Linked DNA regions of Homo sapiens: region 1 is linked to region 2. A link is a contact called in ENCODE Hi-C data. All regions are on one chromosome and are shown on one strand. The core of a region is the stretch at or near the end of the contact, and the rest is flanking DNA. Distances in the headings are between cores, read along the strand shown. Region 1 has its middle 37 kb from the start of LINC01118. Region 2 overlaps EPCAM-DT (EPCAM divergent transcript).

Region 1 (5,209 bases), core at 106-2,605, 540 kb after region 2:
GAGGAAGATGGAAAGGTTAGAGGAAAATGCTGGTCAAGAAAGGTCATAATTCCCTGGAGTTGTTGGATGTGACAAAGAAGCAGATATTTCAGTAGAAAGGGCACCAATTTGCCTGCTCCTTGCTCCCCACTTGGGAGACTTCAGGCCACTCTAGGATTCGGAGTTTTCCCTCCACATGGGACTGAGCAGGACTGAGCAGCGGGGCCAGGCCTGGAAGGACTTGGAGTCTGTGGAGGATGGATGGGGCAGGGTCCCCGCTTCCGGCTCCACAGCTAGCCTTGCCAGGAAGGCTTGGAGCTGCTCCCTGGCCTTGACCACCCCTGGGGAGCAACAAGCAAAAGGTTCTGAGCCAGGGCATCGGTGCTGCCGGAAGGCCCCCAGCATCCTGCCAGAACTGAATCTGACATGGCCACCCAACAGCCCACCTCCCCAAGGTTGGGGAAAGCAGCCTCAGAGATCACATTCATCAGCCTCAGAGACTACACTTTATTAGTATTGCTTTCATCATATTAACACAAGCAATAACAAGTGCTTTCAACATCCTAAACCACACATCTGGAAGCTGCACTAGGCAATACAGATATAAACCCTTCAAAGAACTGGCCACTTGTCCAGGCTTTAAGAGGCTCTGATGGATTTCAGGCCTGTCTCATTTGATCCTGAGCCCAGCCCCACGTCACCATGCTGCCCTGCCCATGCCCACGGTCATGACTGCCCAGGCACCAACCGAGCTCTGATGTTCTATCCAAACGTTGCCATCCCTAGAATCAATGGAAAAAAACAGGACTTGGAAAGCCCAGCCGGCTGCAGTGGGGGCTCGAGAGGACAGATGGGTAGAAGAGAGCTGCATCTATAGGCGCTGGCTTTCTGCCCCTCGTGGGGCCAGCCCAGCCTACTCCTGGAATAGCTCTGAGTCCGCCAGCAGAGGGCTGTCACCCTTGGGGCCTGCCGCAGGAGTGAAGCCACATTGACAGGCTCTGTGCACTCCCCCGACCCATGCTACTCATAGCTGGGGCGCTGTGAGCACATTAGCCAGCATCGCAGAGGCGGGCATATAACCCTCGCCTTGCTCACTGCACAGGGTGATTTTATCAGGACAAAATGGAAGAGCTATGTAAGTGGCTGGGTGCTGAAAAATGTAATGATGGCACTTGCTGAAATGCCATTTAACCTGGAGAACATATTTTATTAGCTGCAAAAGTGTAGTCTCCTCTAAGGAGTAAGGACAATGGAAATTCCAGGGCAAAAATGTAAAACAATAAATACTGGGCCAACAGCAAGCCAGTAAACGGCATTTCCCATTCCACTCCTTAAAAAGACTTGGCTGAGCCGCTGGGTGAACGTGGCCTCCCTGGCATTGGTCCTGGGGCCCACTGGCACAGTTCCCTTTGCTGACAGAGGCAGGTTCCCAGCCCTGATTCCTTCCCCACCACCCCCAAGGATGTCCACTGTCCCCAACCTCCCTCTTCCTCTCACACCTTCCATGCTAGGCGCCTGCCAGAAATGCCATCTGCCGACCTCAAAGTCTCACCTCATCCCTCCTCAAGCCGCACCCTGAGTGTCTCCCACTCCTCCAAAACTCAGCCCTGAGACCCGGTCCCAGGGGGTCCCTCTGGCTCAGATGTGCAAAACCTTAGGACGGGATTGCTGTCTTCCTCGGTGTGCCCCCAGAAGCAGACCCTGAGACAAGGATTCGGGTGCAAGTCGTTTATTCGGGAGCTGATTCCTGGAATCACGGAGAGGTGGTGAGGAAGACAGCCAGGGAAGGAGGAGAGCTGCTGAGGGCCACGCGAATGAGCTCTGGCCAGGGAGCCACCAAGAGTCAGTGTAGGATGCACCTCGGAATCATGCCACTAAGGGCATGGAGGCTGGAGTGGTAAGGAAGCTGGGGTATTTCCACTCAATCTGGGCTCTTATTGTTAGAGAGGTGCCTCTGGAAGGCATCGAACCCCTGAAACTTTCAGTCTAAGCTGTCCATGTGCAGATGATGTCAGAGAAAGCCCTCAGGGAGAGAGTCACAGGTCCTTGGTGAAGGAAGTCATCTGCCTGTACAGGAACTGTCCTCCAGTAGACCAACGGAAAGTGTGCTGGACATAAACAACACCACACTGACCAAGGCCCCAGAGGAGCTCTGGAGCTGGCAGCCAGGCGCTCAGTGCTCGCACAGGTGAAGGCCTGCAGGATTCAGAGTCGAAGATCTGAGTGGGAATCCTGGCTCTGTTCCAGAGCAAATCTTGAGCAACTTCCTTTCCCTCTAAGCCTCACCTTCTTTGTTGAAATGGGAAACTCATACTTTCTCCACAGGATTGCTGTGAGCCCTGAAGCCAAGATACCAGGTACTATTAGAAACTGGCTTTCAACCTTTCAGATAATGTCTTTTTGAAGTTACAAGTTGAATGCTTCCCATTCTTGCCAAGAATTACTCATATTTCTGACTAACATTACTAATGCCAAAGCAATAATGCTGGGAGTGGGGAGTCTGAAGTTGAGAATTAGTCTTGGAAGTCATATTTTACATAAGCATTATTCCACGTTATCCTGCAAAGAACTGGCCACCAGAGAGCCTGGTACTAAAGTGCGTAGCAGCATGATACGTCAGTTCAGGTAGTGCCCACAGTTATCAGTAAATTAGCTGATTCTGTCTCACCTTACTGTTCTGAACATATGATTTTTGCCCATCTCAAAATGGGCAAAATTACATTGCGATTAGTGGGGAAAATGACTGATTTTGCCATTATAAAATTCTTTTGGCAACAAAGATTTCTCTTTAGAGGAAAATGGCTATATTTAGAATAAATAAGCCAACAGGTTGAAAATACAATTTGCTAATAATTGATAGGCAGTATACTATTGAATGGAGAAAAGTAATTAAAAATATACATACATATATACATACACAGAAACATATATACAGAGAGAGCACGTGTGTGTGTGTGTGTGTGTGTGTGTGTGTGTGTATTCAGCCCTGGCTGGGAAAATGTTACAGGTTGGGTTCTCCAGAAACAGATAATGAAGCAGAATTTCGGGTGCAAAATTTTATTAGGGCTCAACACCTGTGAAGGAAGGAGGGAGCGAGTAGAATGGGAAAGAAGTTGAATGGCAACAAGGTCTTGGCCAGTCTAGCAGGAACTCTGGAGTGGATATTGTCCTGCAGAGCAAATGAGATGGCTGTGCTTTCACACCCCTGCCTCTCTGTGACAGGATGCAAGCTGCCACCAGAAGAGCATGACCTAGTGCAAGGCAGCTCTTTGAGCAAGGCAGCTCTTTGCAGGGAGGCGGCCCTTTGCAACAAGGCAGGCCCTGAAAGAGCCGATAGCTGGGGGCTGGCTGCTGACCAAGCTTTCAGTGGATGGGCAGCAAGTCCTTTAGAGGAAGGGGATCTAGGCTGTGCATCCCTGCGTCTATAAAGGCATTAACTCTTGGTCATTTTATTTCAACAGCTTCTTTTGGCTGACCATAACTCATCCTGGAGTTTCCCTCCCACCTCCCTCTGCTGCCCCCCACCATTTCTCTTGGTTTACTTTCGATCCTCCTTGCTAAACCAAAAGCAAATAAGGTAGGAGAGTGAAAAAGAAAAGAACTATTCCAGTCTGTTCTTTCACCTCTCAGCTCTGGATATGGCTGTCTGCAAATATTCACAGCACCAGTGACCTCCATTCCCTCAAGCTAAGCTCCATCTTCCTGCCTCTGTGCCCTCATCCAAACTAATATTCTCCTGGAATAACCCTTCTACTCTGCTTCTATTTCTATTTATCCTTCAAGGCCTTTTTAAGTCTCACCTCTGTGAAAAACGAAAATCTCTTCATGGGCCCTATTCTCATTGTTTATAACCTACATTCGAGCATTTTAGGCAATATTTAACTACACATTTTCTTAAATCCCAGTCTGGAGTGTAGTGGTGCAATCTCAGCTCACCGCCACCTCTGCCTCCTGGGTTCATGAGATTCTCCTGCCTCAGCCTCCCCAGTAGCTGGGATTACAGGTGCGTGCCACCACACCCAGCTAATTATTGTATTTTTAGTAGAGACAGAGTTTCACCATGCTGGCCAGGCTGGTCTCAAACTCCTGACCTCAGGTGATCTGCCCACCTCGGCCTCCCAAAGTGTTGAGATTACAGGTATGAGTCACCGCGTCCAGCCGCAAAAATTAATAATTGAGGAGTAGGATGTGCACCTTTTGTATTCCCTTTAGTACCTGGATAGTATGGGTGCCTGATATGTACTTATGAATTTTTACATTGAATCAAAAGAAATTGCTTTTAGAAGGAACGCTCAAAATGTAAAGTGATTACATTCCAACCATATGCAACACTTCTAATTGCTGCGGTTTCCACTTGAATGATCATGAAATGATCTGGAGAAGCAACATGTGGAAATTTAAATCCATTCATTTATCAACAGCAAAACAGCTATTTCCAACTTTTTTTTTTTTTTTTTTTTTTTTGAGATAGAGTCTTGCTCTGTTGGCCAGGCTAGAGGGCAGTGGTACAATCTCAGCTCACTGCAAACTCCGTCTCCCAGGCTCAAGCAATTCTCCTGCCACAGCCTCCTGAGTAGCTGGGATTCCAGGCGTATGCCACCATGCCCAGCTAATTTTTTTTTTCTTAATTTTTAGTAGAGACGGGGTTTCACCATGTTGGCTAGGCTGGTCTCGAACTCCTGACCTCAGGTAATCTGCCCGCCTCGGCCTCCCAAAGTGTTGGAATTACAAGTGTGAGCCACCACGCCCGGCCTATTTCCAGCTTTTTAACAAGGACTGAATCAGGGCTTCTAGACTCATGCTGCAAAGGTAGAAGGATTTAATGGATCAAAATGAGAATTCATGGCTCTTGAATTGTTAACCTCTGATATCTCTTACTTCATTCAAAGCGTCAGCAGCTCCTGAAATCTAATTTTAGGTTCTACAAGGTGCATCAAATAAAGAAAGTGTAATAAGCATATTTAAGACAATTTAAACTCATTTAAAACTGATGGCTCCCTAGACCAGTGATTCATCAGATGTAGCCTGGGGACTCCAGGGGGCGCTAAGATCTTTTCAGGAGGACTGTGAGGTCGAAACTATTTTACAATAATATGAAGACATCATTTGTTTTTCTTACTTTCATCCTTTCTCAAGAATATGGTAGAGCTTCCAGAGGCTACATGACATAGGATACTTTGTTCTGGCAACAAGTGCTTTTTGTATTCTTGTGTTTTTTAGAATTTTCTAA
Region 2 (4,576 bases), core at 76-2,575:
GGAGCATTGTCTGTGGTGTCCCACTGTCTTAGGATCAAGACCACACCCCTGATATTGCCCCCCAGTGCCTAAGGCCTTGCCCTGCCTACTGCCCTAGTGTCACCTGCACTACTCTTGTTCTGGGTTTCTGAGCTCCAGACACATTTCCTTAAAGATATCCCCATGGGACCCCACCTCGGGGCCTTTTTGTTTTTTTGTTTGTTTGTTGTTTTTTTTTTTTGGCAGGGTCTTGCTCTGTTGTCTAGGCTGGAGTGTAGTGGCACAATCACAGTTCACTGCAGCCTCTACGTCCTGGGCTCAGGCAATCCTCCATCTCAGCCTCCTGAGTGGCTGAGACTACAGGTGCACACTGCTATACCCAGCTATTTTTTTTTTTTTTTTGTAGAGACAGGGTTTTGCCATGTTGCCCAGGCTGGTCTCGAACTCCTGGGCTCAAGCCATCCTCCTGCCTCGGCTTCCCAAAGTGCTGGGATTACAGGTGTGAGCCACTGTGCCGGGCCCACCTCAGAGCCTTTGAGCATGGCATTCCCGCTCCTGGGTTTCCACCAGTACTTACTAATGCCTATTCATCTTTTGGTGACTTCCCTGACTCCTATCTACCAGCTGGAGGCGTAGACAGCCCAGAGCCACATCAGCCCACTTCCAGAAGCAGTGAGCATTTCAATGTCCACAGTGTGCACAGGCCCCAGGGGCAGTGGCTTCACCAGGAGGTGCTCATGAAGCCCACAGTAGCACCAAGGAGCACTCCTTATCTTGTCCTGGATGGAGTCAGCACCCTGAGCCTTCCCTTCAGATCCTTGTTATAGTCTGCAATTACGTATCTGGGTGATTGTTTCATTAATGTCCTTCTCCCAACTAAATAGTCAGCTTCCTTTTTGTTGGCCATGGTATCTGCAGCCTAGCACGGACCCAGAGGCCTGGACGGTGCCCGCTAAGTGTTTGTGGAATGGCTTCCTTCCTTGTTTTGCCAAGGGGTGCCAGAATGTGCCACTGGCATTTGCTTTTCATTTACACTATTCTTGTGGCTAGGGTGGAGTGGGTTGGAGGTCATGGCCATCTCTAGAGAGCTGTTCCAAGACTACTTGAGCTTGTGTTTTCTTCCCAGCCCAAGATTCAGAATCCACTGGCCTTGAGTTCGCCCTGTCCTGGGGACAGTGGGACCTGTCACCTGCTGGCCAAGGTAGGGCTCCAACTTTGTGAAAAGTACATGCGGCAGGTCTGACCCTTAAACAACTCTTCTGACGTGTGGAATGCAGGGCTGGGTGGGAGCAGCCGGCACACCTGTCATTCACTGTTTAGCCACTGAAGGGCAGTGTTGCTCCACAGGAAGGGGCCAGGCAGATGTGCGCCATCACTGTGGCTCCCAGGTCGGAATGAGGATATTTTAGCTAGTCCCTACCAAGCACCACTGGTGTGCTAGTCACTTTGAATATAGTACTCGTGCAATCATGCAAGAGAAAGTTGATGACCCGTAGTGTAGTGTGGTGTAGTGTGGTGTAGTGTAGTGTAGTGTAGTGTAGTGTAGTGTAGTGTAGTGTGTAGTGTAGTGTAGTGTAGTGTGTAGTGTAGTGTAGTGTAGTTTTTGAGACAGGGTCTCACTGTTGTCCAGGCTGGAATATAGTGATCAGGGCTCACTGCAGCCTTGACCTCCGGGGCTCAAGTAATCCTCCCGCCTTAGCCTCCCAAATAACTGGGACTACAGGTGCACACCACTACACTTGGCTAATTTTTGTATTTTTTTTGTAAAGATTGGCGGGGGGGGGGGGGTCTCACTGTGTTGCCTAGGCTGGTCTCGAACTCCAGGGCTCAAGTGATTCTCCTGCCTCAGCCTCCCAAAGTACTGGGATTACAGGTGTGAGCCAGCACACCCAGCTGACCCTTATTTTAAAGATGAAGTAAAGAAAATCGGAGAGATTAAATGATGTTTTCAATGTTTCATGACTAGTAAATGGCTAAGCCAGAAATCAACCTCAGGTCTGCCTAAATCCCAAACCCCGTCAGTGCCTTCACCTGCTCTCCCTTTGTCACGATGGCCAATCTTTTCTAGCATGTCTTCCTAGCAGCCACCTGCCAGGGTAGTGCTGAGTGCACAACCTTGTCTCACTCAGCTGGCTCAATTTAGCCAACTTTTGATTACCGAAATTAATACAGGGGTCACTGACTTGGGTCTAAAATTTTAAAATGGGTTATTAAAATGCTTGCTTTGGCCAGGCGCAGTGGCTCATGCCTATAATCCCAGCACTTTGAGAGGCTGAGGCAAGAGGATCATTTGAGGTCAGGAGCTCGAAACCAGCCAGCCAACATGGTGAAACCTAATCTATACTAAAAATACAAAAATTAGACAGGTGTGGTGACACTCACCTCTAGTCCCAGCTGCTCGGGAGGTTGAGGCAGGAGAATCACTTGAACCCAGGAGGCAGAGGTTGCAGTGAGCCGAGATTATGCCACTGCACTCCAGCCTGGGTGACAGATTGAGACACTGTCTTGAAAAACAAAATAAAATAAAATGCTTGTTTTGATTCTAGAGACTGTTATTCGGTATGCATGGGATAGGGGGAGGAGGGAAAACAGATTTGTCCTTCCATAGTCCTCTCTCTGATCTCATTCTGCAATCTTTCCTCCCCCTTCCCCACCCAGCCCTCACACAGCTGCCAGGCAGCTTTCCAACAGATTTGATCAGATGGCTCTCTCACTACTGTACTGGGCCCCCTGTAGCTTCTGGAAGAAAGTCCCACTCCTTAGCAAGCAGCCCAGGTGCTTCCTAAGCTGCCAGCTACCTTGCCGCCAGACTTCTTCCCCACTGGCTTACGAGGGTGCACTGTCAGCCCCAGCCCCCTGAGCCACAGCATTCAGTATCTAAAGCTGTAATCTCTCCACTGCAGAGTGAGAATGAAGATACTGGCCACCCAGGTGGTTGTAAGGCTAAAACCACCACCTTTAAAGATCGCTTGGCACAGTGCTGGCCACAGTGGGGCTCATCACCACGTTTCTCACCTTCCCTTCCTCAGCCCTTGGAAATGTGCAAGTATAGTACAACCTACAAAGGCAAATCCATGTGGTATAGTGCTCTGCACAGTGCAATCCCTGTGTAAACATTTCTAGACACAGAAATGTCAGCTGGGGCATTATTTTGCTCAGGCTGACACTGAGGAAGACATTTCCTGGATTTTTTTCCTGTGCCCATGGTGAGGTCCAAAGTGACCCAAATACCACCTAAATCCCTGGATGCTAAACTCCTTGAGGGCAGAGACAGAGTTATGAACCTCTGGGTCTCCCCATAGGTCCAACCCAGCACTAGGTCTTCAGTGGCGTCTCTAAGAATGTCAGTTGGTCAATTTGTTATTCAATGGGCACATGACAAGTTGCAGGAGTGCACAGGTGCTTTCAGGGTATCATCATCTCAAACAGAAACAGCATTGTTTCAAAGAGCCTGTAGGAGTCCAGAAGAAATACAGGACTTTCTTCTTCCTTTTGCAAAAGCTGGCAGTTTAAAGCCACAGGGCATTAGATCAAGAATGCCATGAGGCTGACCAGTGAGGGGCTTGACTTTGAGGGCTCTGGGCTGGTTGGGCTGGCCATGCTTACACTTGGAAAGCAGTAGGACCCATTCCCTGGTTTTGAGCATTCAAAGTAGCCTTGGCTTACTCTCTGCTCTGAGTTCTCACTTCAGTCTTCCTATTCTGAGGTTCAAAGAACTGCAAATAGTCCTCAGACAAAGCCTGTGGGGTGTCTCCCCAGATTCCAGGAACTCTCCAAATCAGATAGACCAGGATTATGAAACTCAGCCTCTTCTATGAAGGGTCCCACTGGATCCCATAATAAGTGGGAATTCTACCCTCAGCCCAGACTCTCCGGACTCCAGCCCAATCTCAGTCTTAACCTCAGGGTTCCAGCTTTCCTCCGTCCATTGCCACATCAAACTCACCTGTTCTGGGTTTGCATGTCAGGTACATTTTCTGATCAATATGCATTTGCCTATTCCTATTCTGTGACTAAGGTATTCCTTGGGTATTGATGGGTCTGCCTGCGTGTGTTCTCAAATCTAAAGTCATCAGCTACCCTTTGAACATTGTAAGCATGTTATATACAGGTTATTTTTGCCTTTAGTTATCTCAGTAACATTATATTCCATGTTATATGGCATTTAAACTATCTGGGTGGTCTTGTATATAATACTTTACTTCCTTCAGAACCACAGGAAAAACTAATTGCTATTACTTCTGTGAGAGATGGGGATTCTCAAGGGACTTGCCCGTCAGTTTACAAAGTAGTGATGGGGCTGGGCGTGGTGGCTAATGCCTGTAATCCCAGCACTTTGGGAGGCTGAGGCGGGCGGATCGTTTGAGATCAGGAGTTCCAGATCAGACTGACCAGCATGGGTAAACTCCATCTCTACTAAAAATACAAAAATTAGCTGGGTGTGGTGGCGCATGACTGTAATCCCAGCTACTCAGGAGGCTGAGGCATGAGAATCACCTGAACCCGGAGGCAGAGGTTGCAGTGAGCTGAGATTGCACCACTGTACTCCAGCCTGGGCAACAGAGGGAGACTCTGTCTCAAAAAAAAAAAAAAAAAA

The links. A loop is a pair of places that touch in the nucleus more often than their neighbours do. Pooled maps may share reads with other maps.
Region 1: a loop to region 2 is called in a pooled map, with 5 times the contacts of the local background. The contact joins two enhancer-like sites. A Hi-C loop is called at or near these places in 3 of 37 single-sample maps with no recorded cell type and 14 of 50 pooled maps.

The regions. Positions count from the first base shown.
Region 1 is chr2:46,776,731-46,781,939 of GRCh38, reverse strand. No RefSeq gene overlaps it. Among named protein-coding and RNA genes, the nearest start is that of LINC01118, 37 kb to the left of the region's middle. RefSeq lists a silencer at 1-190. Within about 2 kb of position 1,355, at least 13 of the 41 ENCODE cell types and tissues checked have a DNase peak (open chromatin) inside an H3K27ac peak, as active enhancers do.
Region 2 is chr2:47,320,025-47,324,600 of GRCh38, reverse strand. All of the region lies in intron 3 of EPCAM-DT (EPCAM divergent transcript), which reads left to right. Among named protein-coding and RNA genes, the nearest start is that of BCYRN1, 13 kb to the left of the region's middle. RefSeq lists enhancers at 996-1,155, 1,137-1,431 and a silencer at 1,137-1,431. Within about 2 kb of position 1,325, at least 3 of the 41 ENCODE cell types and tissues checked have a DNase peak (open chromatin) inside an H3K27ac peak, as active enhancers do.